Linked DNA regions of Mus musculus: region 2 is linked to region 1. Evidence: chromatin loops called from intact Hi-C (ENCODE). Cell type or tissue: left cerebral cortex. All regions are shown on one strand. Each heading gives the region's core, and the rest is flanking DNA. Links, peaks and the distances in the headings are about the cores only. Region 1 overlaps Phactr3 (phosphatase and actin regulator 3). Region 2 overlaps Phactr3 (phosphatase and actin regulator 3).

Region 1 (15,427 bases), core at 5,025-13,024:
CTGCCTTCTGCTTCTGAATAGCAGTGGATATGGAGGAGGGAGAATTTGCCTTCTGGGCTCTTCTGAGAGTCCCAGGAGCAAGAGCTCCCCTGGGCATCCCTTTACATTTGGAAAAGGAAGAAGAGGCCAAGAAAACCTTCAATCCTAGGACTCTGTCATTATTTAAAATTTCACATCAAAAGGAACCTTTATGTGTCGTTTCCTTAGTCTTTCCCACCACCATTATCCAGCATGTGACAGTCTTTCAATAGACCAGTTGTTATTGTTTTTAAAGATTTATTTATTTATTATATGTAAGTACACTGTTGCTGTCTTCAGACACTCCAGAAGAGGGAGTCAGATCTTATTATGGATGGTTGTGAGCCACCATGTGGTTGCTGGGATTTGAACTCAGGACCTTCAGAAGAACAGTCATTGCTCTTAACCTCTGAGCCATCTCTCCAGCCAGTTGTTATTTTTTTAACGTAAAATCTTTACAAAGATTTTTATCAATGCTTATAAAAATGCCAAGCTCTGGAGCGTGCAGGCAGTCAGCCGCACAAGGCCTTGGAATCCCTGGGGTGCCTACAAAGCAGGACATGGTCGGTGGCCTGGAAGCATGCTCCTCACCCTCAACCCTGCCAGCACCCCAAGATGCTCGCTGCCTGGACTTGCATTCTCTAAGCTTACTTTTGCTTGTCTTTGAGTCTTCTCAGAATGGAGCCGGGTATAACATTTTGCACCTGGCTTCTCTGTGGCTCAGCCTCAAAGTTCTTTAGGTTGGTCCACTGATGGCTCTGGGAATATTATATTTACTCTCATAGTGTACCCTACATTGTTGGGTTGGGAGACAAAGCCACTGCATTCATCCATCCTGCTGTTAACGACATTCGGTTTGTTCCAGGTATTTGCCTGTTATAAAAAGAAATGCCACTAGGAACTCTTTAGTCCTTGCACTTTTTTTGCTTGCTTGGTTGGTTGTTTTTTCCCACTGGTGTGGAACTGCAGCCCATATGGATGCTCTTGTGGATGGTCTTAAAGAGTTTTCTGAATTACTTATCTTGGTATCAGCTTTCCTGTAGCCTGGAGGTTCTGGGTGCTCCTTAGTCTCCTGTTCCCCCTCAATCTTGTCAGTGTCATTATTTTTACATTTTTCCAGTCGTTATGGTCTGCAGATGGAAAAACCTCATCTCAGGTCACTTGGTGTTGACTTGAAAAACCAGTGACGAGGACCATCTCTTCCTTCTCTCACTGGCCATTTGTATGCACTGTCCCAAAGCACCTTCAGAGCCTGTCAAAATTCTGAGGTGGTAACTGCTAGGAAATTTTTAAAAATGCACATTCTAAATATCAGTGTTTGGTTGGTACTCTTCAACGTGACATCTCTTCAGATTCACTTCATGAAATTATCCCATGAATATTAATTAATAATTCTTTTAGGATTACGTACGTGTGTATGGGTTTGCCCATATGAGTTTAGTGCCCCTGCAGGCCAGAAGAGGGTATCACACCCTCGGGCTACTGTGAACCATCCAAAGTGGATGCTGGAAACAGAACTCTGTTCTTCTTCAAGAGCGGTATATACATACTCTTAACTGATCAGGCCATCTCCCAACCCAGAAAATCAATACAGGTCAATTTATTAACATTTTTACTTAGTATCTTATTTAAGGATAATTAAGTATCTTATCACTTATTTTGGTGTCATTAAATAAGATACTTAGTATCTTATTTGTATCTGCTCTCATCCTCAAATCTTGAAGGAGAAAGGGAAGCAGGCAGTTCATCTGTTTGCAGAGCCACATGGCTGACTGCCTCAGCTGTCAGGCCCTGGCCATTGTGCCATCCCTGCTGTACTGGCTGGTTTTGTGTGTCAAGTTGACACAGGCTGGAGCTATCAACAAGAAAGGAGCTTCAGTTGAGGAAATGCCTCCATGAGATCCAGCTGTAAGGCATTTTCTCAATTAGTGATCAAGGCGGGGAGGGCCCATTGTGGGTGGGACCATCCCTGGGCTGGCAGTCTTGGGTTCTATAAGACAGCAGGCTGAGCAAGCCAGGGGAAGCAAGCCAGTAAGGAACATCCCTCCATGGCCTCTGCATCAGCTCCTTCTTCCTGACCTGCTTGAGTTCCAGTCCTGACTTCCTTTGGTGATGAACAGCAATGTGGAAGTGTAAGCTGAATAAACCCTTTCCTCCCCAACTGCTTCTTGGTCATGATGTTTGTGCAGGAATAGAAACCCTGACTAAGACACCTGCATTGACGGGTTGTAATCTCAAACTGTGAACCAAACTAAAGCCATCCTCCCTTAAGCTCACTTATGTTCAGGTATCTTGTCAGGACAATGAGTTAATTCATTAGGAGAGCATATGGGCCTGTCTGCCTCACCTACATACAGCATTAGCATCAAGGGTTCATTATGCCAGGGTATCCGAAATAAAACATGTCCTATCACTGTATTTTCATCTAGACCATCCTAGCCATTCTCGGTATAAACTTTTAATTCATTGACACAAACCTGTTGTAGTTTTGAACGGGACACATTGGCCTTGTGCTTTGTGCCTTGTAATCTGGCCACTCTGCTGTCCTCTTACCAATGTCTCATGCACAGTGTCCAGTGAACATATTTCACCAAATTATTCTAGAAAGATTTCATGGTTTTTTTTAATGATAGTAAGATTGTCTCATTATTTAAACATCATTTCCTAAATCTTCAATTCTTGGACCTTCTTGTAATTAACTTAGTAATTAACTAAGTAATTAACTTAGTAATAAAATTATTCTAATTTTAAAAATTATTTTGGATTTTATAAAAACATCTCTCTGAAGGGGAAAGGTAACTTTTTTTTTTAGTTTGTAGTTCCATTTCTTTGTCTTTATTGGACAGTTTAACACCTCTAGTATAATTCTGAGTTATTATATGCTTGTTTCTGACCTCAGAGGGAATGCTTCAATATTTCATTGTATGGCAGAGTCTGAGGCCAGCTTCATGTGCATACTTTATGAGTCTCAGGAAGGTCTCTGAGGCTGGGAACATTTTTAATCATGAATGGGTGCCAGTTTCACCAAATGCTATTTTTTGCATTTGTTAAAAATGACTATGTGACGTATCTTCTTTCAGCAGCCCATACAGTGGTCTCGGATACTGGATGAATAATTTCTCTGGAAGGAGCCTGACTCTCTGGCAGGGTTCTGTTTTCCTGTGTACCCCAGTCTCAGGTTTAATAACATTCTCTGTAGTATTTCTGTGTCTGTCTCAAGAGAGGCTGCTTGCCATTTTCACTTCCAGGAATGCCTTTTCTGACTTTAGCATAGGGTTATCCTGGCCTCATGAAACAGATCCATAGGGTTATCTTGGCTACACAAAGCGGGATCATAGGGCTAGCCTGGCCTCATGAAGCAGGCTGGTTACTCAGCAGTCACTAGCATAAATCAGAACATGGCAAACTAAGAAAAAACAAAAAGTAAGAGTACAGGCCAGGGGCCTGCCCATAGTTTCTCTTAGGAGAAAAGACTTCTTTGTATATCTATTCAGCAAAAAATATCTTTTCTGTAGCACACTTGGTACCACCAAATGTGGAAGCCTCTTGTGGGAGCAGGTTTCTTCCTTTAAGTCCCATTTACAGGTTGAGAGTCTATAGTCAGGGCTATTTACCTGCCTCCTCTCTGCTCCTCCAACATCTTCTGATCTTACTCAGTCTAAGCCTCATGTCTTTCCAGAGGACAACTCTGGTCATTCCTGCCCAGGGAGGCTCTTCAATCCAGGACGGAGGATCTGCCCTCACCTACAAGAAGCCACCTGCATATAGCAGGACATTTATTCATGTTTTAATGTCTAGAGACTAAATATAATCCTTAAAACACTCAGCCTTGCAATCTATGAGTGTGATATGCAGCCCACTACAGTTTGATAATTTTCCCCATTTTTCTCAGGATCATTCTACCAAATGGATTGCGATCCATCAAGTTTTGGGTCTAAAAACAAGGTCTGTATGATTCTGGTCACCAAGGAGGCTGCAGGCTCTGGGCACAAGGCTGTTGACAGACCAAAGTCTGCATTCAGACTAACACTGATGCCAGTTTGGTCCAGCAAGTCCCACGTACAGTGCTGGGTGCTTCATCACTACCACTGGTAGGACGCGCAAGTGAATGAATGAAAGCCAGAAAACTAGTTATACTCAGAGGATGACAGCGACCAAATAGAACTGTCACCTGTGAGATGATTTCTGAAAGTTATTCTTGCCTTCATTTGCTTCCATCTCTAACAGTCTTTTAAGATAATTATTTCTTGTTTTCATGAAAAATTAAAAGAACCCAGAGTGTTTATTCAGTGAATCTTCTTTTGGGGTGGGGGGTGGGAGGTGGGGGGGAGAAGGATGGACGATGTTAGTAGTGGAAAGAACATGAGGACTTAGCCTATTTCATTTGGAGTCTTGGCTGAGGTGACTGGAGACACTTAGCCTCTGTGAGGAATGATTTGGAAGGTTCTGTGTCCCCTCTTCCAGATGCACTGTAGAGCCTAACAAGAGTGCAGTAGCCCCCTTGGAACCTTGGCATCAGAATCTGCCTGGGTCCAACAGGACTGTTACATGAATAGAATCTGCAAGGTCACACACTGGCTAACTTTTCATTTATGTTTAGAGCCTGAGCCTGGTTCCTCGTCTCCTGCACTTCTCATGACTGTTCTGGAAGGTAGATAATCATGGTCTAGAGTCAGGACAGTCATGCTTAGAAAGGACAAGCAAAGGCTTTGTTAACTTGGTGTCAAGTGGTGGAACTGGACGTCAGTGCCTTCCTGTGCCATCCTGAGTCATGACATGTGGACTTGTCTTTCCCAAGAGATCTGTAAAGAAGAGAATGAACTGGGTAACAAACAGCTCTGATACAAACAAGGTGTATGTTTTCAAAAATTAAAGTTTATTGTGTGTGCATGCATGGTACTGGTATGGCGGTGACTGTATACCATCTACGGTGCACACTGATGTCAGAATTTGACTTTGTGGAGTTGATTCTCCCCTGCTAGACATGCCATTTGGCTGAGGTCACATGGCCTCACACTGTCACCAGATGGCTTTGCTGCTTCCCAGGCAGCACCAGTTCCTCTGGAGTCTTTCCTCCTTTAGACAAGGACCTGCAAGGTCTTCTGAAAGTTTAATGGAGCCAAGTGCATGGTGGCCTGACGTTCTTGTTTTGTTTTAATAAATTGGTTTGCAGCCCTCACCAATACCAGATGAATAAATTAGTAATATGTTGTCCCTCAGGGGCTGTTGGCTTGATGGACAGCAGGCTGGAGGGTCACTTTTTCTTATTTGTGGTTTGTTCTTATAGGGGGTCTCCTATCATTCACTTTTTCCTTATGGCAGTTTCAAGTTTGCCCAGTTTTGCAGGGTTTTGAATGGATGGTAGGATTTTAGCTCACAAGGAGCAGTGGCAGCTTTCAGCTCACCTCTGCATAGAAATGGCTGGAATAAGCCTGCTGTTTCCCCTGAGCATGGTCTTTAGGGGACTGTAAAAGGTTTAGAAGAAAAGGCCAGGTTGCAGAAGCACATGGGACCTGGAGGACTCTCTTCTGGTTTCTTCACTTGTCCCTGATGTTAATGAGACTGTTGTCACATTCCACTAGGGAGTACCCATTGTTTTCTACACACACACACACACACACACACACACACACACAGAGAGAGAGAGAGAGAGAGAGAGAGAGACAGAGACAGAGACAGAGACAGAGACAGAGACAGAGACAGAGACAGACAGACACAAAGATACACAGAGACAGAGAGACAGAGATAGAGGCACATAAAGTAGACACAGAGAGACAAACACAGGCACAGATAGAGAAACAGGCACAGATAGAGAGACAGAGTGAAGACTGACAAAGAGACAGAGATAAAGACAGAGACACACAGAGAGGGCTACAGGCAGAGAAGCAGACAGACAGACAGAAAGACACAGACAAAATTAGACAGAGACAGATAGAGAAAGAAAAGAGAAGCTGATGCTGAAGGTGGTGTTGAGTTGCTAAAATTCCTTCCCTCCTAAGGTTCCCAGGAACAAGCTGAGGCTGTCTGCAAAAGTTCCCCCTGGGGAACCAATAGGTTTACAGCTTCCTCATATAGCCCAAGGGAGCAGTACAATACAACATGCTCTTTCCTGCTCCCAACATGGAAGGAAGCTTTCTCTCCCTGTTTTCCATGGCTCCTGTGCTCCAGCCCCTCCCAAAGGCCTCCTACAGTTAAGGTAGATCAGCATACAACAGGTGATAGAGAACTTCTGTGACCCATCCCACCCCACCCCACCCCAACCCACCCCTCTGTGATGAATGTAAACAGTCAAGGAGCCCAGTTGGGGTGATGGTTTTGCTGGGGAGCTCTGCCTAATCCTCCAAGATGGCAATTGCTTGGCCTAGAGGACAGTCACTCACAACATAGCCAGCTGGAGCACCAGACACTGTGATTCCCTGTTCTCATGCATAATCCAGGGGACAGGGACAGGTTTATCTCACTCACCAGCAACAGGAAACAGGGGCTAAGCGGGTTGGAGTCAACTTCCTCAAATCTCAAAGTTTCATCAGAACTCAAACCCGGTGCACTCTGGCTCTTTGAACTGAGGCTTGGCCACACCAAGTAAAACAGGCCTGCAGGTCCCTTTCCCTGGAGGTCTCACTGGCTTTGTAAGAGGTCCTGTTCTGGTGTAAAAGTTGGTTCACCAATAAGACCAACTTGCTGATGGTCTGTGCCCTCTGTGGGATGCCATGACGGCTGTGCTGGGTCCCTGTGGTTCACGGGGTCCTGTCTTATCTCCAAAGCAGTTTAAACTGTGACCTGGAATGGGAATGGGCCAGACCAAGGGGTAGGAGAGAATTGCTCTCAAGGGGAAGAGTATCTAATGTTTGTTCTAGACACCAAAGAAAAGAGAGGCCATAGAAGCAAGAGGAGCCGCTTGTCACAGCAAGGGGTGACAAGCACCGCTAGAGAAGGATGCCAGGCTTGTGAGTTTCCCATCCGCTAACAGAAGAGCTTTAACAGGAGAGGGGCCCCAAACCCTGCTTCACCAGGACGTGAAGTCATGAGGTAAGGGACAGACCAAGTCCTTGTTCTTAAGACAATCCTGTTCCAGTGGGAAGGGGAGAGATGGCCAGGACAGAAAGTTCAAGTGGCTACCTGACCAGTAGCTGAAAGTGACCACAGAGAAGGGGTCTGGGGAAGCCGCGCCTTTGTTCAGTGGGCGCTCAGGTGGGGAGTCCTCAATTCAGTAGTGTTGGGTATGTCACAGAGAAGAGCCACTGCCGAGACTATGAGGTGGCCATGATGGGACACAGAAGCAGGATGTGAGTGTAGCCTTCAGTGTGGCTGGAGTGTACCACCCGCTCAAGGCAAGTGACTGTCAGACACAACCTATACCTTCCAGGGGAATCTGCATTAGTATTCTCTGTGCGTGGAGCCTCCAGAGAGCTATGCCTGAAAAGCACTGCGCTTGGTCTGAGTTTTTGACTATTTCTCTCTGGGTGATTGGGGAGCAGCAATGGATGGGGCTGAGGCAGGGGCAGCACCACTGTTGGCACTGCAGATGACAACAGACTGACAGGTAGAGGTGACTGTGGGAGGGGCCGAAAGGTCTAGAGACATTGGCAAATGCTGTGCCTGCTTTGACATGGAGCCTGTATCTGGACATGGTCTGGACCTCACGGAATGGAGGGCAGTGTTAGATCCGGGGTGTCCACATACAGTCAGGTCAGGAAGATCCCTGCCAGAAGAGAAGAGGCGTACGTGGGTGTCGTCTGGCTCAGCTATGGGACCTACAACACATACTCAAGTCCACGCATGTGCTATGTTGGGTTCTGAGGCATCTATGGGAGCTCTCACTGCAGCCTTCATCACAGGCTGATTTTAAATGTTTTCTTCACCCCAAAGGAAACCATTCATGTGTCCATTCATCCATTACGGAATCACACCCCATTTCCTTCCTCAGTCTATGAGCACCCAGGTACTCTCTGCCTCTAAATTGTCCTGTTCTGACCTTTCATAAAAATAAGAAAGTGTGTGGTATGTGTGTGTGCATTATGTGTGTGTATGTGTATGTGTGGTGTTTGTGAGTGTGTGTGGTATGTGTGTATCTATTGTATATATGTGTATAATGTGTTATGTATGTGCAGTGTGTGGTATGTTTGTGAGTGTGCCTGTTTGTGTGAATGTTCCTGTGTGTAAGTGTGGTGTGTGTATAAATGTGTGTGTGGTATCTGTGTGTATGGTTGTGTGTGTGTACATATGTATACATCTGTGGTTTATGTGCATGTGTGTGCATGTGTTATATGTGGTGGATGTGTGTGGTGTGTGCATGTGTGTATATGTGTTTGTGTGTGGGGTGTGTGTGTGTGTGTTTATGTGTGTGTACATTTGTCTGCATATGCTGGTATGGAAGCCCATCCCATGTAGAGGCCAGAGGAGGACATCAGTTGTCCTGCTCCATCACTATCTGCCTGATTCTCTTGAGAATGAGGTCTCTCCCCCATCCTAGAGCTGAGCTGGCAGCCAGTCAGCTCCAGCTATCTTCCTGCCTCTGCCTCCCACAGTGCTGGGGTTAGAAGCCATGCACAGCCATACCTCAGTTTTTCCTTAGGTGCTGGAGATTTGAACTCAGAGCCTCACACTTACAAAGCAAGTGCTTTGATCTGAGGCGTCTCCTTAGCTCGGTGTGTGGTCCTTTATGATTTAGGTATTTTGCTTGGTACCCTGTTTTCAGGGTCCAGCCATGCTGCAGCCTGCTGCCGCTCTGCTCCCCCTTATGGCCGAATCTGTCTATCTATAGATTAGCTGCACTGTGTGTCTCACTGCTGAACTTCTGGGCTGTCTCACCACATGGCTGTTAGGAACAATGCTACCATGGATATTTACATGACAATTCCGTGTGGATTGTGTTTTCAGGAGTTGGGCTGTTAAGTGGTAACTGTTCGTCGTTTAAGGGAGCTGCCAGCCTCGGCTTTTGAGCCCCAGTTCCAAGTCCCAGATATGTGTGAGGTTCCGGACATCTCTGCCTCACCCTCATTCACAGCTGACCGAGATTTCTCTGATAACTCCACCATGTTGAGGAGTTAACCATGGCAAAGCTAGCCACCCCAGAGAACGAATGGGCTCAGGAGCGGGGTCCTCTTCTCTGTCTTTACTCAGACTTGTTTCAACCTGAAGCAAGGGCTGGCCCTCTTGGCCTTGATTACATTTGCCTGATGGATGAGGGAAGAAATCATTTCCAAGGCTGAGACCCTAGTAGTCCCCAGTGGCTCCATTTGGCTGAAACATTAAAACCACAAGTGCAAGCTTTCCTGCTGGGCTACAACTGTGATCAAAGACCCTTTGTACTGTACCAGCAGCTGGAGAGTGAGGAGTCAGAGGGAGGCGAGGTGGCTGGGCCAGTCTCTGCTGTGTGCACAGAGCAGCTGGCCAGTGTGTGCCTTCTTTGACTCTGGTCTAAGCACCTCTGCTTTGGGTGGCTTCGGGAACTGGTGCTGCTTCCTTACCTGGAGAGTCCTGAAGCCTGTGGTGCTTGGGCCCCTGTGGAGGCTGATGCATCCAGAGCCTTTCCGGGGGTGGGGGGTGTTGTCTCTGGGATGTACACTCAATGAAAACACACATACTTGACCTCTTTGACCTCCAGGCCTTTTCATGCTGTAGAGAGCAGAGTGGGTCAGCTGAATATGTTACAATTTTTTTTAACTTTTTATTATACTGGATTGGTTTATGGTGTCTTTTAATCTTTATGTATGTGTGCAGTTAGGAACTGTGTGTGCTACATGCACTCGAGCCTGTGTGTGCGTGTGTGTGTCTATGTACATGAACATGGAGTTCAAAGTCAGAAGATAGCTGGTGTCTTCCTTTGTAGTTATCCAGCTTGTTGCCTGGAGCCAGGGTCTCTCCGTGAACTGTTAGCTCACCCTTGAGGCGGGATGGCTTGCTCACCAGCAAGCGCTTGGGATCTATCTTTCTGTGATGCTCAATGTTAGGGTTACAAGCTTGCGAAGCCATGCTCAGCCTTGCAGATTCAAACTCAACCTTGTCAAGTGAGTACTTGACACACTGATTCCTTGCCCTGGCCTTTGATCAAATTCTTAATAAAAATAAGTAAAGGTTTAATTTGATGGCATTGAGTGAAGTGGTCTTGCCATACTGTAACACCATGGCCGAGGCCAGATCACTCCTGTCACTTTACAGGAAGGGACTCTCCTTGCCCTGTCTGGATGGCCACTAATCCTGTCTTGATTCTTACAATGGGGTCCTGAGCTCTTCAGCCATCTATCTGTTCTGATTCCTCTCTGTACTGCCAACCTCAGGGGCTCTGTACTCTCTGCTTCCTCAGCAGAGGACATGTGTCCCCCTGGCCACCTCAGGTCGCCAGGAGCACGAGGCCCTGCGTGTGAGTCAGGTATGCACTCAGCTGCCCGGGGCTCATATCTTGTGGCATTGGTGGGAGAGTAGTTCTCACCTGTGGGAGATTGTGCACCCTCATGTGTTAGTTTGAAGGCAAAGCTCAGCAAGGTGTGCAAAGGACTTAGCACAAAGTCAACTGGCGTCAGAGGCTCAACTGCTAGTCACCTTCTTACTTTGGGACACTTGAGGTCAAGTTCATGCCACAGTGATGCGGACAGCTTGTGACATTCAGTACATGTGTGTGGCCATCTAGTCATTTTCTGTGTCTCTCTAGAGTGCCCCATGGCACCCAGGGATGATACAGCCCCTCAGTTTCCCCAGTCTCTGGCAGCCACTCATGCTTTCTGTGTGTGTGGCTTGACCTACATATGAACTCTCAAACACACAGTCTCTTATGATTGTTTTTTCATCCTCTTTTTTCCGTGGGGACTGATCTAGGTTGTAGAATGAACCAATCTGTCCTGGTGAGTCAGTAAGCCCAAGTAGGCCATCGGGGAAGAGTTCAGCTTAGAATTACTCACCATCCCAGCAATTCCAACACTTCAGATGCGTGAAAAACCTGAAACCAGAAACTCTGGAGACTATGACAGTTCAGAAGTGCTTATCAGCAATGTCACAGCAGCCACAAGGGCCAGCTCCCTAAATGGCAGTCACATGGGCTCACAGATGGGACATGACCTCACAGTACCTTTTTGTTACATTTGATTGTCTTTGTTCAAACTTGGTTAGTGCCTACTGGCTACTGGTTCTCCATTGTGTTAGCTTTCCATGAAGTCTTTTCCTGGTGAAGTGACCCATCATTTTCTAACCACAGAGACTGCCTCAGTGTTTCTCCTGAGTCCTTACATTTGTGAATTCATCCTCACACACACATGTGCAGAGTTGAGGTATAATGTGGGGTGCTGAGAAGTGGAGTGGTGGTTTAGAGTTGAGTTACTATACAAGGTGCTGGGGTCCATGTTTAGGACTTGTGTGGGGTGCTGGAGTTACCATCAGTGTTTGCCTCCTCCCAGGAGAAGGAAGTATTGTTTTGGGTTATGGTGAATAGCCTGCTTGTAAGACTGCCAATCTGGGGTCTAGTGCTGATGAGGAACTTGAGGAAATTTGTGAGGTCATGGGAGAGATGAGAAGATTCCCAGGGTTTGAGGACAGGGCAGTACCATGCAGTCTCATAGGTAGGGGGCTGCAGATGTGGATATGTGCAGAAGGCACAGAAGGTGGGCATTGACGAGACCAGTCCAGCTTGAGGAAGGTAGACACCACGAATATCCTGTTCTGGTGTATTGTCCTCTTGCTGTCTCCATCCCTTGCCCCCAGACTGCACACAGACAGAGTTGGTCTCATCTTAAGATGGATCATAGCTACCAAGAGTCAGTGTCAGGCACCAAGAAAGAGAGAAATGAGTGGCGCTGTGTACCCACCCAGGTCCCCGTGGAAGCTGAGGGATTGGAGCCCCCAGTGCAATGTGAGTTGGGTAAGCTGGCTCTAGGGAGAGGGAAAGGGGATGTCCATGTCTTTGCCTAATAGCCTAGTGGGCTAGACCTCTCTGGACATAGAAGGACCATTCCTCACAATGCTGGCTATCTTCAAGGTCACCCGGCAGACAGCCACCAGGAGTTGTTCATGGAGGACAGGCCCCCATCACAGTTGCTGGCCACTCTGGTTCTGTTGGAGATCTCCGTCTTGCTCTGTTGCTTCTGTGACAATCACCAAAGGAAGCAGGGCCAGCAGGGTGGGGGCCTCGAGCAAAATCAGTTCCTGGGAAGGTGGAACACACTCCCATGCCTCTGTGTGCTTCTCGGGATCCTTTGTTCCTGCGGGGAAGGTCTCTTCCCAGCACAGTGAGTCCGGTGGTCACCATACCCAACAAACCTTCAGGAACATCGTGTGTCCTGAAAGATTCTGAGATGTACACGTACTTAGACTGGTTTCCATGGGTGAACTTAAAGCTGAAAAAAATCCTGGCTTGTCTGCATTTGGTTCTTACCTACGTACTGAGCCCTGGCAGGGCCCTGCTGGACTCTGTTTTTGGACCTTTACTTCATCTTGATCCTCATGGTCAAATAGCCATGATGGATGTAAAATGAATGAACCTTTAATTCAAAAGCAAATTATAAATTGAGCTAAAGGTCTGCTTTCAGGCTGGGTAGAGCTAAAGACTCAAGTCACAAGCTGCAGTAGTGTGGGAGAGTAATGCACCCCTGGGCCCTAGAGGATGTAAATGACCAACTAGGACCTTCAGCCAGTTATTTCCTGCCTTATAAAAGGAACAAATAGTAGTTTTTCCCTTAAGACATTTCCAAAGGACCCTCCCAGAGTAACAGTTGTACTATGGAGCAAATCCAGGTTTTTATCAATAAAGTTTTGTTAAAACATAGTCACAATCATTGATTTGCTTATCCACTCTGGCAGAGTCTCTGCTCCCACAGCCTGGCTAGTTGGCTGGTACCCAGCTAGGTAGTCAACAGAGCTCTTGGCATTTGTTGCCTGGCCTTTAGAGCAGACATCTGCCCATCACTGACCTCAAAATGAGAAAGGAGCGTGCCTTTAAAATACAAACCTTCTGGCTCAGAGTCTTCCAACATTAAACAAAGCAAGATGCCTGCTTTTGTGTATACAGAGGTGTTTTGCATATGCAGATGTGGAAACATGTGTTTTCAAGCACATAGTACACATGTAGGTACATGTGTACTCAGGGACATGTCCCACAAATGTGTGGAGGCCAGAGGTCACCCTCAGATGTCATTCTTTGAGAGCTATCCCTATGGTTTTGAGAACGGGTCTCTCACTGGGACTTGGGGCTTGCTGGTGAGGCCAGGCTGACTAGCCAGAGACTGCAGGCGCTCACTGCCCCGGCTGACTTTTTAAGTGGGTACTGGGGACTGAATAAGTTCCTCTTACAAGGCAAGCACTCCATTCACTGAGCGTCTCCCTCGATCCAAGACACCCTCTTTTAAGAACAACCTTTGCTTGTCCACAGCTGTCACTGGCATTATGGAAGGAGCACGCCTTGCTTTTTGGTTTTAGAAAGTCCAGACACTTGGATTTTGAGTAAGACTTTTGCTTAATTTGCACTGGAGTCTTGAGGTCTTCCTAAATGCTTTCTCCCCCAACCCCACTTATTCTGTAAGATATAATTTTTAGAATGTCTCTAGAACTGCTTTTATCCCTTGTGAAGATGTAGGTAGCTTCTTGCTTGAGCCTTTGTTTCAGAGTTTGCTCTGAGAAAAGCTAGAAGCATCTGAACAGCAGAAAGAGTGGACCTGGTAGTAACAATTCCCTTCCTCCCTCCCACCCACGACCCCATCGTCTCCTGTCTAAGCTCATGCTCCCAGCTCCACCCAGCATCTCCAGGGCTTCGAGAGTCACAGGTCTGCACTCAGCTTTGCCTGAGGAACTAGACATTTGCCCAGAGGCCTGGTGACCATTGGCAGAGTCACGGGCTGATCCTGAGCAGATGGCACTCTGGTTAGAGCTCTGTCATTACCACAAAGGCTGCTTGGGTGATGTCTCCATTTTCCATCCAGTGTCAGAAGTGGCAATGGTGACCATTTTTCTTGCCTTAACTTCAGTATTACTTCTGGATATCGAGCCTTGGGCAGCTAAGAGATGAGATGAGATGAGATGAGATGAGATGAGATGAGATGAGATGAGATGAGATGATAGCTTAGAGATTTCAAAACCAACTTCTGGTATAATCTTTGACTACAGGTAGTAGGAAGACTTTTGTTTTCAAAAGAAATGATCATTAACAGCTCTTAATAGGAATACGTTGAGCCTGGCCTTACAGCTCTCCTTGTATTTGGCAGTCTTGGGCGACCGTTCCTGTGGGTGATCAAATAGTCTGACAAGGATTTCTTACCACAGAACTTCTCAGAGCCTTTGCTCTGCCGGCATGGAGCCAGGATTTTCAAGAGAGGTTTTGCAGTCTAGACAGTGTAGCTCTCTAAAAGAAGCTACTTCTTCACACAGAGAGCATCCCTCAGTGGGGTCACCTGGGATACCCTGAAGATAACAACAGTGTCATGAGCTACTAGATGACACTAGTTGATACTGTCTGAGGATGAACTAGGTCAGATAGCTGGATTCAGTTGCTCAGTCATCAATGTCAATTATCTGCTTTGCACTGTGGCTTCCTGCCTCCTGGAGACATTAAAGTCAGAAGGACCCAGAAGTCTTAGCAGCCTCCTCTTGGACACCCAGGAATGCACAGTATTAGCTGTGCACTGCTGCTGTTACACTTCTCAGCTGAGCCAACCTCCGTCTTTTCTTCCCTGTGCTTGCACACCTCCACCTGCTGGCGAGAGAGAAAATGAGTTCTGGTTAGGTTGATTTGGGCGGAGCCTGGGATTGATGTGGGTGGGACCTGAGCTGATATGGGTGGGGCCTGAGCTGATGTGGGCGGGGCCTAGGGTTGATGTGACTGGGGCCTGTGTTGTTCAGGAATTCAGGGGCCCAGGGGTCACAGAAGACCATAAAGTGTCCTGTCTTGCTTCCAAGTGTGTGCCCAGCCTTGGTCTCTTCCCTTTGTTCTTATTCACCTTCTGTTCTGACCACTTGTTGTTTCTGGCATGGTGCAGAGTTGGGACCTGCGTGGGTCTAGGAGGTGTATTTTCTTATAGAAAGACTCCTGTTTGCTTCACACAGAAAAAGTCGTAGGGAGGAATTTCTGTCAAAGCGAGCTGACCCAAGATGTGTGTATGGATAAGCTCACCCAGAGGAGGGAACTTCCTGCAGTTTCCGGAAACAGAAAGGAAAGTATTACTGTTCCTACTTTTTAAATAAACATCTAGCATCCCTCCCAACCCTCACCCCTGGCAGTGGCCACTTCCTGCCTCTATACTAAGCAGCGTGATCATGAGAGACCTGTAGGGGGCGCTAACCCTGCCTCTGAAGGGTGTACCGGCCTGGCCCTGTTTAGCCTTCCTTGGGCGTGTGTGACACCATCCAGCTGTTACGGTCACTCGGCAGTTTTCCAGGTGTAGAGGCCACAGAGGAGGGTGCTTCTGCATGTGACACTTGGAACATTTTA
Region 2 (15,427 bases), core at 3,034-11,033, 47 kb before region 1:
ATGGTTCCAGGATGGAGTTGCTAGTGGCTTTGGAAGACAGACACCAGCATTAGGACTCTAGACCACTGGACCAGAAAGACGCATGGACTTATATGTCGCAGGGCTGCCTCTAGTGATACCCTTACGTTAATTTTTTGTCATGCGTGAGTTTGAACAGCTTTTGATACACTCTGCCATAGTGACTGAAGTTCTGACGTATGCATCACATACTCAGTTCACTGAGGGTCCTGAGCCTTGCACGACATGATGCACACACACCCTGCTGCCGCTGACCTATCTCGCTGATGATATGTGTAGGTCCTGGGGCCCACTGACTAGCTCTCATCCAGCCCTGCCATGCCCTTTCCAAGCTGTGTGGCCTTGGGGTGGACTCTGGGATTTTGTGGACTTTAGGCTATCTCTTAGTGGAAGATGAAACATTGTTGCAGTGGGGCTGCAGGCAAACTGGGAGCATTTGGTTGTGCTTATAGGACCTGGTCAGCTCTGTGTTTTGAGGTTTTATGTTTTTTTTTTAATTTTTATTTTAGGGATGTATTTATTTTATGCATATGTGTGCTTTGTCTCCACATATGTCTGTGGGCCGCATACATGCCTTGTGCTCACAGAAGGCAGAAGAGGGCACTGAGTGCCCTGGAACTGAAGTTAGAGATGGCCAGGAGCACTGTCTGGGTTTGGGGGCCTATCTAGGGTCTTCTCAAGAGAGACAAGTGTTCTTGAGTGCTGAGCTGCCTCTCAAGGCAAGTGTTTTATTTTCATTCATTTGTGTTTGCATGTGTGCATGCATGTGCAATTCTGTATATGTCTGTGTGTGTATGCATGCATGTGCAACTGTGTGTGTGTGTGTGTGTGTGTGTGTGTGTGTGTATGCATGTGAGTGCAGTGCCCATGGAGGCCAGAAGAGGGCACCAGATACCCTGGGGCTGAAGTCACAGGCAGTTGAGAGTTGCCTGTTATGGGTACTGGGAACCGAGCTCAGGTCTTGTGGAAGAGCAGCAAGTGCTCTCACTGCTGAGCCATCTCTCTAGCTCCTAGGCTTTACTTTAATGAGAGCATTCTGTGTGAGACTCAGCGTTTAGAGTCCTCTGAACACATGGCTAGGATGACACTAGGGTCACACAGTGGTGTGGAATTTCCCACTTCCTCTTGAGCATAGGTGATTGATAGGTGCCTATTTTCCTTTGACCCTCCTTTCCCCCAAACCACTAGGAGAGATAAGACTCCTTTCATAGTAAGTTCTTTTTGCCAAAGATCCACTTTGTGTAGAAGATCAGGGAATGATAGGATAAGGAGGGGTGGCCGAGTTGGTTCTGAGAGTGCTTGCTGCCTAGCCTGAGGGCTTAAGTTCAGTCCTGTGGGACACACATGATATCAGGAACTAACTTCTATAAGTTGTCCTTGGACACGCACATATGTGCTGCAGCACATGCACACACACATATACATACATGTGCACACATCACACACACATACACACACGTGTACATATCACACACACATACATACACACCACCACACACACATGCACATACATCATACACACAATGCACACACACCACATACTCTTATATACAGACATTCACAGACACACTCCATTCTCCCTCACACACACATAATAAATAGGCAAATAAATGGGCATAAAAACGAATAAATAAAAGGGAGGCAAAAAGACAAACCCCCCTAAAGGACATAGAATGTGGATGTGATAAAGAGAACTTCCAGGTTGAAAGGAGATCAAAAACTATGGCTCTTCTCCCTCCCTCAGCTCGGCAGCTCATCTCTTGGTGGGCATGGCTTTCCTCCCTCCCTCTCAGCTCAGCTGCTCATCTCTTGATGGTAGCCCTGACCTTGCACCATGCAGGATGATTCTTCTTCAAAATGAACCGGAACAGCTCCTCGCCCTAATCACGGCGCTGCCTCTCAGCCTCCTGGTGACTTTGACCTCTAGCCCTTTCAGAGGCTCCTCCACGGAACCTTCTTCACTGGCATGGTTCCAAACACATGATGACCCAGCCTGGATCCCCAAGACCACACTTGGCTGCTGTGCCTTTGAATCTCAGCCTTATGTTTTATCTCAGTCCAACTCCCAGCGTCCTCCCGGAGCCCATGGTGTGGGTCCCTTGTTGGTTGCAGACATCATACATACACTTGGGTGTGTTCAGCTCATTGCTTCCTTCTAGGGCTGAGACCAAAGGGCTGTTTGCTAATCGGTATGGGGGATCAGAAAAGCAAAGGCATTCAGATCCTGGCTCAAGGCTCCCCTTTGACACTCACCAGGAGCACCATGCCTCTTCTTCACTCAGCTCCTGCTGTGCCTCTGTGTAAGCCCTCTCCCATTCACCCCATGTCTTTCAGTCTCCATGAGGTTGGAGATTAGGCCTCTTCAGGCTCCTCTGCCCTTCCCCCTCTCTCATGAACAATCTATTTCTCCCCTCACTGGTGCAGCCTGCTTACTTTGCACCTGGCTTGCTGGTTTTGTCTTATTTTGTAATCAAGCGAAAGCATCTATTTCAAGTAGTCTAAATTGAAGTTTCATTTCCCAAATTGCAGGCACGGCACAAGCAGTCTCCCAGGGAAACACTCACTTTAGCAAAATTTACTTAGCTGTGCCCCTGGTGTGGGGGCATTTTTCAGAGCTCTGAAATGTTTGCTGTGATTACTAACATCGCAGGGACTCCTTTATGTCTGTAGCATTCATAGTATTTGCAATAGCTTATATTTTTCTCATGATAGATTCTGAGACATAAATTTGAGTAGGCAAATATTCTAGGCTTCTGTCTTAGTTAGGGTTTTACTGCTGTGAACAAACACCATGACCAAGGCAATTCTTATAAGGACAACATTTAATTGGGACTAGCTTACAGGTCCAGAGGTCCACTCCATTATCATCTTAGCTGGAGCATGGCAGCATCCAGGCAGGCATGGTGCAGGAGGAACTGAGAGTTCTACATCTTCATCTGAAGGCCACTAGGAGAAGACTGGCTCCTACATAGTTAGGAGGAGGGTCTTAAAGCCCATGCCCACAGTGACACATTTCCACCAACAAGGCCACACCACCAAATAGTGCCACCCCTTGGACCAAGCCTACAAACCACCACAGCTTCATAAAACAAAAACAGTTGCCACTCCAAAGGGCTGGTCTGGCCTGTGCTGCTTCCTCACACCAAGGTGTTTGATTTCGGTGGACCCCATAATGCCCGGGGAACAGGTAGAGAATTGGCTGGGCTGAGTAAAGACAATGGAGCTATTTGTGCCTCTCTGAGTTCAAGTGAAATGAACTTGTTCCAAAGCACAATGTTGGGATCATAAGCTATGCACTTGGGCATTGAAAACAGAGGGTGGGACCAAGACATTGCAGTGATGGCCAAGCGCCAGTTAGGAAGGGTGCCCATGGACTCCAGGTTGAACTGGGTAGAAATGCCCTGTGGGAGCTGAGGGAGGGACTGAGGGGGAGGGAGGCCAATGCAACTTCCATATCTTAGTAGAGGGCAAGATTAGCGGTCTGAGTGAAGAAGGAACACAGGTGTGTCGTGTTCTCATGGGAAGGTAGGGGTGGGTTAAAGTGAGTATCCTAGTGGCCTGGTTGTGGTGACTTGATTGGTTCTGTGTTGAATGTGGAGGGCTTGTGATGCCAAAGTGGGGGATTTCATCTTCCCAGGGGTACTAGGAATTGTAAGGAGACCACTGAGGCCCTGTGGGACATCAATGGTCACAGGAACACTAAAGGTTATAGTTAATTTGGCCAGGCAAACTGAGGTGGAGTGTGGGCTTATCAGCAGGAGCGTGGAAGCGCTTGGGCCTAGCCCCCAAGGACAGTCTGTGAAGAAGACTGAAAATCCAAAAAGAATCTAGATGCAGGGACCTAGATGTAGAGAAAGAGGGACTATGAGTCTGGTACCTGCTGGATACCCCTGGTGTGGTAGCCAAAGCTGGCTCCTCCTCACTTGGGCTCTATAATACTTTCTGTGGCTCCTTTCCTAGCCTCACAGAAACACCCTTTGTGAAGACACCCTTTGCCATCAAGTGCCATGCCATCAGCCTGGAGCCTGATTTGGGGACCACTCACATATCCCCCAAATCTACCTGTCCCAGCCAAAACACGGGGCCCCTGGTCTACTGCACAGGGACATAAGGCTAGAGCTAGTGCTCCAGAGAATCAGTGAGCGGTGCAGAATAGAGAGGGATGTTTGGTGCAGGACTCAGGGAATGCCTGTTTGTGACAGTTACACTGGTAATTTGGAGGCAGATATATATAGACAGACACACACACAAAGAAAGAGACAGAGAGAAAAAGCTAAAGACAGACACAGAGAAACAGTGAAGAGAGAAAGACAAAACGAGAAACATACAGATTGAGAGACTGAAGCAGAGACCAGGCTGAGATGCAGCTGGCTGTCCTCTGTGCACCAGGCACATCAGGGGCCAGAGAGATGGAGAGAAGGCACAGGTACTGGCTGCAGGTCTAGGAGCCTGGGACTCTGGAAGTTCCTCTCTATTATCCACTTTCCCCTTAAGCTAGTCTGGCTGGACTCCGGCTCCTCACCCTGTGTCTTCTTAAATAATGGCTTGTTATTTTTGCACAGAAGCACAACATTACCTTCAAATGACCAACCTTTCAGTGGCTTCCTGTGACCAGCCTGAAAACTCCCACCTGAGGCACATTGCCTGAGATGTTCCAGTAGTGCTGATGTGATGGGGTGCTGGGATGTAGATTATCAGATCTCAAGGCAGTTGGTCAGCTTTGAGTAGCCCATCTCCTTATAGATATAGAAATGTCTGCTCATAGATCAACCCAGAGTGAGGCCAGCTCAATAGGACCAGAAGCCATCCCCCAACTCCACAGCTGCCCCCACCATGACCCTGGATCGAATAATGACTCATTCAAACCCTCCAGCCTTCTGTATCCTTAGGCCAGCTGAGTGCCCTAGGCTGGCTTCCTCTGAGTCAGGATGGGGCTTAAAGGTGTCATTAGCTGGGCAAGGACTCTGCAAAGGACAGAGGCAACTTCTCAGTGTCATCAATGACTGTGGAATTAGATTATCCAGAATCCTTAATGGGACATGGCTCTTAGCAAACATGCAATAGATGTGCAATTTCCCCCCAGGAATTTTCTGCGGAAGACCTGGCTCTGGGTTGGAGCTCACTCTTGGGGTTCCTTCATCTCTCTATTGCCCCCTCATCCTTTTTCCCTTCTCTCTCTCTTTCCCCCAGTTCATATCCCCGAGGCTTTGCTCTGCTGAACTCTTTGTTTCAGCCCTGGACAGGTGTACCTGTTATCTAGGCAGACACTGAGAAGGAAGGAGCCCAATGTCCCTCTTGAGGCAGAAGCAGGGTTCAGATCTCCCACCTGCACTTGAGGAAGGACCTGGACCATGCTGAAGGCACAGAACCCAGTGTTGGGATTTGGCTAGTTTGCTTTTAGCCCAGGCTGGCTCTTTGTGGGTATGAGCACCATTCCCACTCATAGCAACTTTTCTTCCAAGTAGGGACCTCCACCTTAGGGACTCTTCTGCCCTTAGGGGATATGGGCAGAATGTCAAGAACGTTGGCTATAACTGAAGTAGAATGGGGGGCTCATGAGAGAATCCAGTGGCTAGAGGTAAGGCACACTGTTGGTGTCCCATGATGTAAAGCCCTACCTCATAGAAGCCACTGCCATGAATGCCACCAAGGCTGAGGATGGACATTTGTGCCCTGGGCCCTCTGAGGCTGACTTTCTGTTCCCATGCCTGAGCCAGTGACCCAGGACCTGGGGTGCGTGTTGGGTGTCAGGTGAGCCTCGGATAGTGGCCTCCCCATCACTCTGTGGAATGACTAGGGTTCAGGATCTTTGTCCATGGGTTGAGTGTCAGACCCCCTTTGTTGTAGTGAACCGTGACCCACAAGCTGGGCTCCAGACACAGTGAGGGCATCAGGACTGCAGGCAGGGGCGTGGAAGAGTCATAGAATCCCTGAGAAACTCCTTCTCTGTCATCCTCCGAACCCTCCCAAGTCTGAAAGCAGCTGCTAGAAAAGTGGGTTTGTGCATGAGGCTTAGGGCTTCAGGTCTGGAGAGTTCTGCCTCACTCTAGTGGGCTGCCAGCCCAGGCTGTATTCCTGAAGATATGGAGCAGAGTGGAGGCTGGGATGGACCAGGCCCTTGGTCCCCTGAGCTGCTCTTCTGGCCTTGGGCTGCCCTCCTCACCCCAGCCCTGCCTCGCTCACGCATGTCTATATTTAAGAATGTTTACAGATAATAATGGGCTTCAGCCCCCAAAGGCAGACGGAAGCCTTCCTTGCAATTGCTAGGCTGGAGGGTTTTCAGTGAGTCTGAATGAGCGAGTGAACGAGCCCGGGGCTCCTTGCCAGTCTCTGCCTCCCAGGGCACCAGGGAACATCCAGGAGCTGCAGGGAAGCCGAGCTGCTGGGGAAAATGGAGCCTTCCATCCAGAGCCACCCCTTGACCTTGGCCATGAGGCAAGTTTAATTCCCCCAGGGTGGGCGTCTATTTAGGAAAGACCTTTGACAGGCAAAGGCTGAGCAAATCCTTGCTGCGGCTGTTCTGGGGAACGACCTTCTTTCTGGAATCAAAGGACTATGACTGATTGGAGGGAGTCTGCGGTTGGGAAAGGTGCTGACCCTCTCCCACAGGCAGGTCCTATTTTCATGTTCCCATGGGTCTGAGAGGACCAACCCTGAGCTGTGTCCTAGAGCCCAGAAGAAGCTGGTAGGTCAGCTTGTGTTCTCGTGGAATGCCATTGTAACCCGTTACTTCCAGGCTAGACATCTGCATGCCTGCTCATCCTGAATGCAGGATAATTTCCAGGAAACAATAGGTTGCTTCCTCAGGTCTGCCTGTGTCCTGTTCTCAAGCTGTGCTTTCTAAAAATTCAGCATACAGCAGAACCTCCCTCCCAGGTGGCAGTTTTGGCATCCATGTATGGCTGGAGACAAACCTTCCCCTGTCAGGAGTGATTGTCCCCCTGGGGCCTCTGTCCCAGCTTCCTGACTTGGGGACATATGCAGGTTACTGTTTGGTTCTTCCTGTGAAAGCATTCATTGGTTTGGAAGTAAGGTTGGGTGTCTCAAGTTAGAGGCAGAAAAGGAGAGGGGGAAATTGAGTCAGGACGGTATGTGATTTTAAGTTAATGGTTGCCTGAGGTGCCTGCCATGTTCCAGGATGCAAGGATGTTTCGACCCAGTGAGAACTGTACATTCTGGCTCCTCAGCGCTTCTGAAGAAGGGAGAGTTGTGCATGCTGACAGACTCACCCCCCACCAGCTTTCTCCTTAGGGGGCCCAGAAAAGAAGGTCATCTCACACACTGGTGTGCCGCATGGCTGTGTGTTCTGCTGTGTGGATGCAGTACAGAAGGGTGAAATGCATGCTAGTTTTAAAAACACAAACTCAAGGACTAATACATCACAGATACTCGCACACACACACACATGCACACATGCACACCCATGCACACATACACCACACTCACATATGTGCATATACACACGCAAACACACATACATGCACACATACATATGCATGCACATGTGCACACACAGGTGTGCACACAAGGCATGCATACCACACACATGTGCATGTATTCATGCATGCACATATGCATGTATACCCACACACGAATGCATGCACACACACACCATATACACACATACACAGGTACGCACATCACACCACACACACATACATGCACACACACCCATGCATAAACACACACACACACACATACACACACACACACACACACACACACACACACACACACACACATGAGGCACTCAGGGTCCAGGGAAGCCACTTAGAAGGTAACATTCATTTGTTACCTAGGTGTGACTCATTTGTCACCTAGGTGTGACTCTTGCAGAAGTAAACATTCCCAGACATCTGCAAATTCACCACTACTCAGCTTCACGACATTACAGGTGAAGTAAAACAGGCTGAAAAGGAAGCCCTCTTGGAAATTCACTGTCTCTTTATTCACACCATGGTCTGTTCCTGAGCCACACCCGTAAGTGAGTAGCTCAAGTTGTTTGCCATTCTGTGGGCTGGCAATGTGTATACATTTTTTTCTTGCTGAAATTTGTTCATATTAATTCCTTGATTACTAAGGTGTAGAGTCCCCAGTCAGTGTTACAGCCCTCAGCCTGGTGTCTGAACACTGTTGTTACATAATGCAGTCACCTTGCTTGTGGGAAAATAGTTTAAATATGCATGCTCAGAATATCATTATTAGGAGCAGCCTGCCTTTCTTGAAGTCACAAACTGTGATCGTGTAAAGTTGTCCGTCAGAAGTACCCAGCCTTATGGAGGTGGCTGAAGCCAGTTGTTCTTGGGTCCCAAGGTTGCTGCTTTTGAGCCCTGGAGCTCTTGGTGCTGAGCCTGTGGTGCTATTTTTAGCTCCCTTCCTTCATGCATCTTGACATCATTTGACATGTCACAGCTGAGTCTCTTCTGTGCACGGCAGCTACCGGGCTCGGTAATCTGTGTTTTCTGGGATGAAAATAGTCCTCACCTAAGCACATTTATTTATTGTATATTAAATTTATGATGTCAATTATTTTTAAAAGCTACAAAATAGGGATGGGGAGATAGGTTAGTTGTGTGAGCATGAGAACTTGGGTTTGATCCCCAGAACACACATACACAAGCTGGATGTGGTACTGTATGTACCCTTGTTATCCCAGCACTGCAGAAGTGGAGGCAGGTGGATCCCTGGGACTTCCTCGCCAGCCAGCACAGCCTAATTGGTGAGTTCAGACCAATAAAAGACAGTTCAGGAGAAAGATAAAGAATGACACCCAAGGTTGACCTCAAGCCTCTACACTGAAGCACACACATGTACACATATAAGCACTTGCATGTGCATGAACACACACACACACGCACACGCACACACAGACATGTACGTACCACATAGACACAAAGTAAAACCTATCCTTTTGATCTTAGTTCTGTTAGGTGACCTGGTAATGACCAAAAGGGTAAGGACTGTTAATCTTGCCACAGGACCACAGGGCAGAGTCATGGTCCTGAGCTTCGAGTACCTGAATCATGCAAGGCTCATCTGTGGGTGTTTTTGAGTCTTCAGACCTGGGGCCATCAAGATGATTTGGTTCTCCAGACGTCCTGGATGATAGTGCTGGGCACATGCCCTGTGCCTCAGATCTAGGTCCTCCTGGATGACCTCAGAGATTTAGGGAGTAGAGACCCTACTTCAGCAATAGATGGAAGGACAGGGGACATTGCTTTGCTGTGCCCTGTTCGTATGGTTGAGGGTGAACTTGACTGGAAAAGAACCAAGCATGTAAGTCAGGCTCGCTAGCTGGGGCTGAGTACAGGGCGGCGACAGGAAGAAGGCCTTGCACTGAGATGTGATCCTGGTATTTCGGGAGAATGAAGTCAGGCATGTGACCCTGAAGTACTCGGTTGTCTGGCCCATCCAGGTACGAATGAATGTGTTGCTGGTGAGCACACACAGTGTGGGGTCTGGTGTTGCCACTTGGTGGAGCTGTGGATGTCATGTTGCTTGGGAGGCTTCTCTCTCTCTCCAGACATCTGATAAGCATTCAAAAGGCAAGACAGGCCTTAGAGACTTGGGAGAGCATCTCTTGCCAGTGTGTATGAGGCCCTGGGCTGCATCTTCATCACAGACAGAAACAAAAGGAAAATGGGATGGTAGAGTGTAAGTTAATGCAACAGGCTTGTCTCAGCCGAGCTGCTCTATGAGCATCTGTGTGGGTATGGATATGAACACACGTTTATATTCATTCTCTCTCTCTCTCTCTCTCTCTCTCTCTCTCTCTCTCTCTCTCTCTCTCTCTCTCTCTCTCCCTCTCTCTCTCCTCTCTCCTCTCTCTCTGTGTATGTGTGTCTGTGTGTGTCTGTGTGTGCCTATCTCTGTGTGTGTGTGTGTGTGTGTGTGTGTCTGTGTGTGTGTTCCTGTCTCTCTCTCTGTCTGTGTGTGTGTGTCTGTCTCTCTCTCTGTGTCTGTGTGTGTGTGACTGTGTCTCTCTCTTTCTGTCTCTCTCCTTCTCCTCTCCCCCTCCCTCTCCCTCCCCTCCTTTTCTCTCACTCTTCTTCTCCTCCCCTCCCTCTCCCACCCTTTCCCTCTCCTCCTCTCTCCCTCCCCTCCCTCTCCCTTTCCACTTGTCTCCATCTTCTGCCCTCTCTGCTTCCATACCCCCTTGTTCCTCCTCACTCCCACTCCCAGTCTCTACCCTCTATGCTTCCCCCTCCTGCCCCCTCCTGGCCACCTGATAGCAATCTGATCCAGAAGGATTTTGTCTATGGATGTTCTCAGATCCACTCAGAGGGAAGATGGGTCGAGTACCAGTTGCTTCTCCAGGGTCTTCCATTCTGCTGCCTGGCTTTAAAAAGTTCCGGGGGAGAACTTGTGCCATTGATTTGTATGTGGCTTGTGGCCACTGTGGAGGCAGAACACATAGTACACCCAGCAGAAAACACTCTCTTCCTGCCTGGTGCCTGGGAAGCGACCCCCACTCACTCAGTGTTTCACACCCAAGTCTACACAGGCTCAGAAGACACAGCAAGAGGCTGAAGCCTGGAAGTCAGCAGGTCAACATGGGGTCACTCACTGCAGGATTCTTTTCTTTTCCTGATTTTATATTCAAAACTTTCATAAGTCGTTTTGATAATTGTGTGAGTAGCATGGATCTCAGCAGGAACACCACAGGGTTCCATGACAGGATCTGAGCCTCTGATACTGACCATAGACTTGACACACTTGTCACCAGGGAAGAAGATAGGAAATCGATATAATTTTGTTGTTGTCTGAAGCTCTCATTTTATTGTCTTCCTATCTACAATAGTTCCATTGGTTCTTTGAGGATTTGTACAATGTGTTTGGGTTATAGTCACCCCTCCTCCAGTTCCTCTCATACCCATGCCACTCCTCCCTCTGTTTCTCTAAACCTATCAGGTCCAATTTGTGCTGCCCATGTACTCTTGGGTGTGTGACCATCCACTGGAGAACCTTATCAGTCTGACCCATGTGCTCCTGGGCCAGATAGCAAGCACCTTAGTCAGTAGAGTGTGTGAGAGGCTGAGCCTGTAGGAGGGCACTGTCGGTGAACTCCAAGGACTCAGGTTTGCAAGGCTCATGGTCCCAATCCTGCCTGGGGCTCAGATGAACAGGAAGCAGGCCTCTCAGTTACCAGCTACCTGTCAGCATGCATGGAAGCCAGTGGTGGAAGGGGTTGTGGGCAGAACAAGCAAGTTTGCTGTTGTCCCCAGTGTGTGCTGTGGGGGCTTAGACAGGAATGCCAACTATTGTCTTGCATGCTAGCAGGAAGCATTGTGGGAAATGAATAGGAAAATAGGCCAGGGGAAGGAGACTTATCATTGTGGTGAGAGGCAAACCACAGAGTATTAAATACAGGGGCAGGGTGGGGGTGGCAACATGGAGGTGGCATCTGAGCAAGAACCCGATGGAGTTAGGAAATGAGCGTGGCAGATTTCTGTTTGGACAAAAGCCTTGTAAGCAGTGGATGCTCCAATATAAACATGGAGATCAGTTGACTTTTCGTCTGAATGTGATGGGAGCCTCCGGAGGTTTGAGATTCAGAGTAGCATCCAGCCACTGATTTAAGAGAGTCCTTGGACCCCCATGGTGGGGACAGACCAGTGAGAAAGAGAGGTGACCAGGCTGGAGGCCACACCGAGATCCAGGCAGGTGAGGAGATGGCCACAGTGAGTGCATGTCTAGAAGACGGTGGTGACAAGACTGGCTGAAGGAATGAATGGAGAAGGGAGGAGATGCGGCTGTCTTGGGGGCACTTAGCTCTGTTCTCAGCAATAGAAGAATGGAGCTGGGGGAAGAGAGGCTATGGTAGAGCAGTCGGAGGAGATGGAAGTACAGTTGTCACTATGACAACTTTGAGACGCCCGTTAGACATCCCTGTGGAGGGGACAGATTGACAGTGAGACCTGTGGTCTAATGTCAGGGAGTGGTCAGGGTTGAAGGACCCTTGGAGGAGGCCATAGTGGTATGTATGCTGAGTCTCACTCCTTCCCAGACTCACTTGTTTGTCTGCTGCCTGCATCCAATTTGCTGAGCACTTTCTTTTAATCAAAGTCTTAAAAAAAATTCTTTCTGAAAGGAAATCTCTTGTCAGAAACAGAAATCTAATAGCACTGTTTTTGATGAAAGGCAGCCATAAAATGAGACAGTGACTATAAAGCCACATATAGGGGGCTGGGGAGACACTCAGTGGGTAAAGTGCTTGTGGCATATGCTTGAGGGACTGAGTTTGTGGTCTCTGCACCCACATAAAAAGCCAGGCATGGCCTGTCACCTAGACCATCACCTAGGTCTGTAATCCCAGCACTGGGGGAGGGGAAAAATGAGGACCCTCCGGAACTGGCCAGCCCATGTGTGAATTCCAGGATCACCAAGGGATCCTCTTAAACAGCAAGATGGAGTCACTAAGAAGAAATACAAAGACTGGACTCTGCATTCAGAGTACCTGTTCATACACACACATGCACACGCACACACATGTGTACACTCATGTAGCAAACACATACACACATGCATGTTGAGAGCATGTGTGTGTATGCATGTACACACACACACCAAACCAATATACAAAAAAACCTAGATGTAGTTAACACTAGACATGATCTCCCTCCAAGGGTGTCAGGCCAGAGGACTCTCCGAACTTTGTAAATACAACACCAACAGGTGTCAGGATGTCACAGGCAAACGAGTGCCAGATTATGGTCTGAGAAGGTTAGAAGGAACTGAAGAGATACTGATGCCTGTTATGTCGCTTAGGTCCATGGATACCCTGAGTCACTTCATGATCTTCTCTGTGCCTGACCCTTGAGGAGGCGCTGACTGGAGCAGCTGATCACTGGGGAGTGTAGAACCAGGAAGCTTGGAGGCCGTCTTGACTCTCTGCTAAATATTCCATTCCTTCTCATCTTGGAGACAGAATGCTCTCTGGAAGCAGCTTAAGTGAGGGTGGGCTTATTTGGACTCACAGTGTGAGAGGATGCTGACCATCAAGGAGAGCTCATGGTGGTAGGAGAGTGGGGCTGGCATTCCCTGCATCCCAGCAGACCAGAGAGCAGGGCTCTCCAGCCAGGCTCTCAGGGCCAACATCCAGCAGCCTTGTTTTCTCCCAGGTTGTCTGCATCTTCTGGAAGCTCCAACATGGCAGTATCAGATGGGGAGGGAGTGTTTAAGCATAGGAGCATATAAGGGGTATCTCACATTCCACCCATATCTACTGGCAAGCTGGTTTCTCCTCATCAGATTTTGAAGATGGTAATCTGAGAACGAGAAAGTGGGGTGTATCTCAGGAAGCAGCACAGGCCCCACTGGGATGGTTAGTGGCCCGCAGGCTTTCATTCTCTGGGAGCATTATCAGTGGAGTTTGGTCTTTTGAAGTTAAGCAATCTGCTTCTTGAATGAGACTTCCACATCCATTTTTTTCGTTCGTTCATTCATTATGTGTGTGTATCTCCATGCTAGTGTGTGCGGTGCTCTCACAGAAGAGAATGTTGGATCCCCTGGGGCTGTAGTTACATGTGGTTTATGAACCATCCATATGGTTTCTGAGAACCAAATGAGTTGTGCTGGATAATTTTATGCCAATTTGACACAAGTTAAAGCCATCTGAGAAAGAGGGACATCAATTAGGGGATGCTCCTGTGAGATCAGGCTGGAGGTAAGCCTATAAGGGCATTTTCTTAATTAGTGATTAATGGGGAGGGCCCAGCCCATTATAGGTAGTGCCATCCCTGGGCTGGTGGTCCTGCGTTCTATGAGAAAGCACGATAAGCTAGCCACAGAGAGCAAGCCAATGAGCAGCACCCCTCCATGGCCTCTGCAACAGCTCCTGCCTTCTGGTTCCTGTCCTGTTGGAGCTCCTGTTCTGACTTTGTTCCATGGTGAACGGTGATATGGAAATGTAAGCCTAACAAACCCTTCCCTACTCAACTCGCTTTGGCCATGGTGTCTCGCCGCAGCAATAGTAACTGTAACTAAGACCCACGCGCTCTTTACTGCTGAGCCATCTCTCCAGCCCTGCGTGGGGTTTCTTTGCATGTGAGTTTTGCCACTAAGTGTTTATATCAATCTCTCTCTGGTTGCTGGTTCTCAGTGCCTGACGTGCAATGGCAGATCTGACCTCTTTCACTGCAGAGCGATGGATGCAGCACGGGGATGCAGCTGTTTTCCTAGTTGCTTTGACTGTGGCATCTCTGGGCCACAGGCAGCCATTGTTCTTCTGTGTGGGGTACTCTGGGAAGGATAGGGTGATAGCTCGGCATTTTATATTGGAGGTAGGAGTTATCGTTCACCACATGGCTGCTGAGAAGTGCATAGCAAAAGAGGTTTGATTTCCTGAGACGCCCCCATGGACCTTTGTGGGGTTTGCCTTGGGGGTCAATCCTATGGAGACCCCAAGTTCCTGGAACTTTGTTTGTGCTGAGGCCTCCAAAAAGTGGAATCTATTGATCAGTTTTCTGCTGGGGACTCTAAAAAGTGGGATGTATTGATCAGTTTTCCAGTCCAGGCATCTTGGGGGTGTTTAGAAAGTGTCAGAAGGAAGGAGGCGAGAGTGAACAGATCTGTCATAAACGCCAGCCATGGTAGGTCCTGGGCCATTGAGCCTGGCTGGTCCTCACAGTCTAGCATCCAACCACATGCTTACACGGTCCCCTGGCCAAAAACAGCCTTTCCCTCCTTCCCTAGCCCTTCACATCTAGCCCCTGCTGTATGGAACCTTGAATCTCCCCCTTCACCACACCAGGGCCTCAGGCTCCTCGTCACTGTAAGATACACGGACCCTAGGAGACCATGCAGCTTCCTGCAGGGTTCCTGCCTCATGTTCCAGCCTCTCTGACTGGGTTTCTGCTCAGCTGCTCTTTGACTTTGTCTTTCATCCCCTTTTCCCATCATCCTGTGCACAAACCCCAGACTCAACCAACCACAGGCTGTGAAATCTAGTCTCAAGCCTCATTCCTGGGGAGCACAGGCCACACAGCCTGGTGGTTTAAAGTTGTGCCTGGGAGCTGAGCCATCTGGGTTTGAAACCTGGCACCACTGTGTGTTGGTTCCCCAACTCGACTTCATGCTTTCCTAGTCTGCAAAGCTCCAATGACAAGGGCTACCTCCCTCACAGCTTGTCCTGAGGCTTAGTAAATGTGTGGGTGTTGAGCTCTGCTGGGTGTGTGGTGGGTTTGGCACAGACATTTATTGTCTCTGTACTTGTTGCACACTGGCCACTCCTCAGTTTGAAAGACTCTCCTGCCTCAGGGCCGTTGCTCCTGTTTTCCCTCTAAGAACATCTGACACTTGTTGCTTGGCCAGCCTGTTGTTCTTTGATAGCTCCTAAGAGCAGCCTTCCATAGTCACCCTAAAGAGCCATCTCAACTCCCATGTCTTCCTTCATAGCAGTGCCTGCTGG

What was found. Hi-C counts contacts between places; a loop is a spot of excess contacts. Peaks named below come from ENCODE experiments on the same cell type or tissue, not always from the same donor. Only the 100,000 strongest peaks of a DNase experiment are listed, where the experiment ranks them.
Region 2: a loop joins it to region 1, with 9 times the contacts of the local background. A loop is called at or near these places in 4 of 42 quality-filtered maps.

The regions. Positions count from the first base shown.
Region 1 is chr2:178,232,214-178,247,640 of GRCm38, forward strand. All of the region lies in intron 1 of Phactr3 (phosphatase and actin regulator 3), which reads left to right. Among named protein-coding and RNA genes, the nearest start is that of Phactr3, 98 kb to the left of the region's middle. In left cerebral cortex, for the core only: no CTCF peak of the experiment used is centred there; DNase peaks (open chromatin) are centred at 9,424 and 10,946; H3K27ac peaks cover 3,408 bases.
Region 2 is chr2:178,186,741-178,202,167 of GRCm38, forward strand. All of the region lies in intron 1 of Phactr3 (phosphatase and actin regulator 3), which reads left to right. Among named protein-coding and RNA genes, the nearest start is that of Phactr3, 53 kb to the left of the region's middle. In left cerebral cortex, for the core only: a CTCF peak has its summit at 9,482 (motif pointing right); a DNase peak (open chromatin) is centred at 6,314; H3K4me3 peaks cover 362 bases; H3K27ac peaks cover 2,160 bases.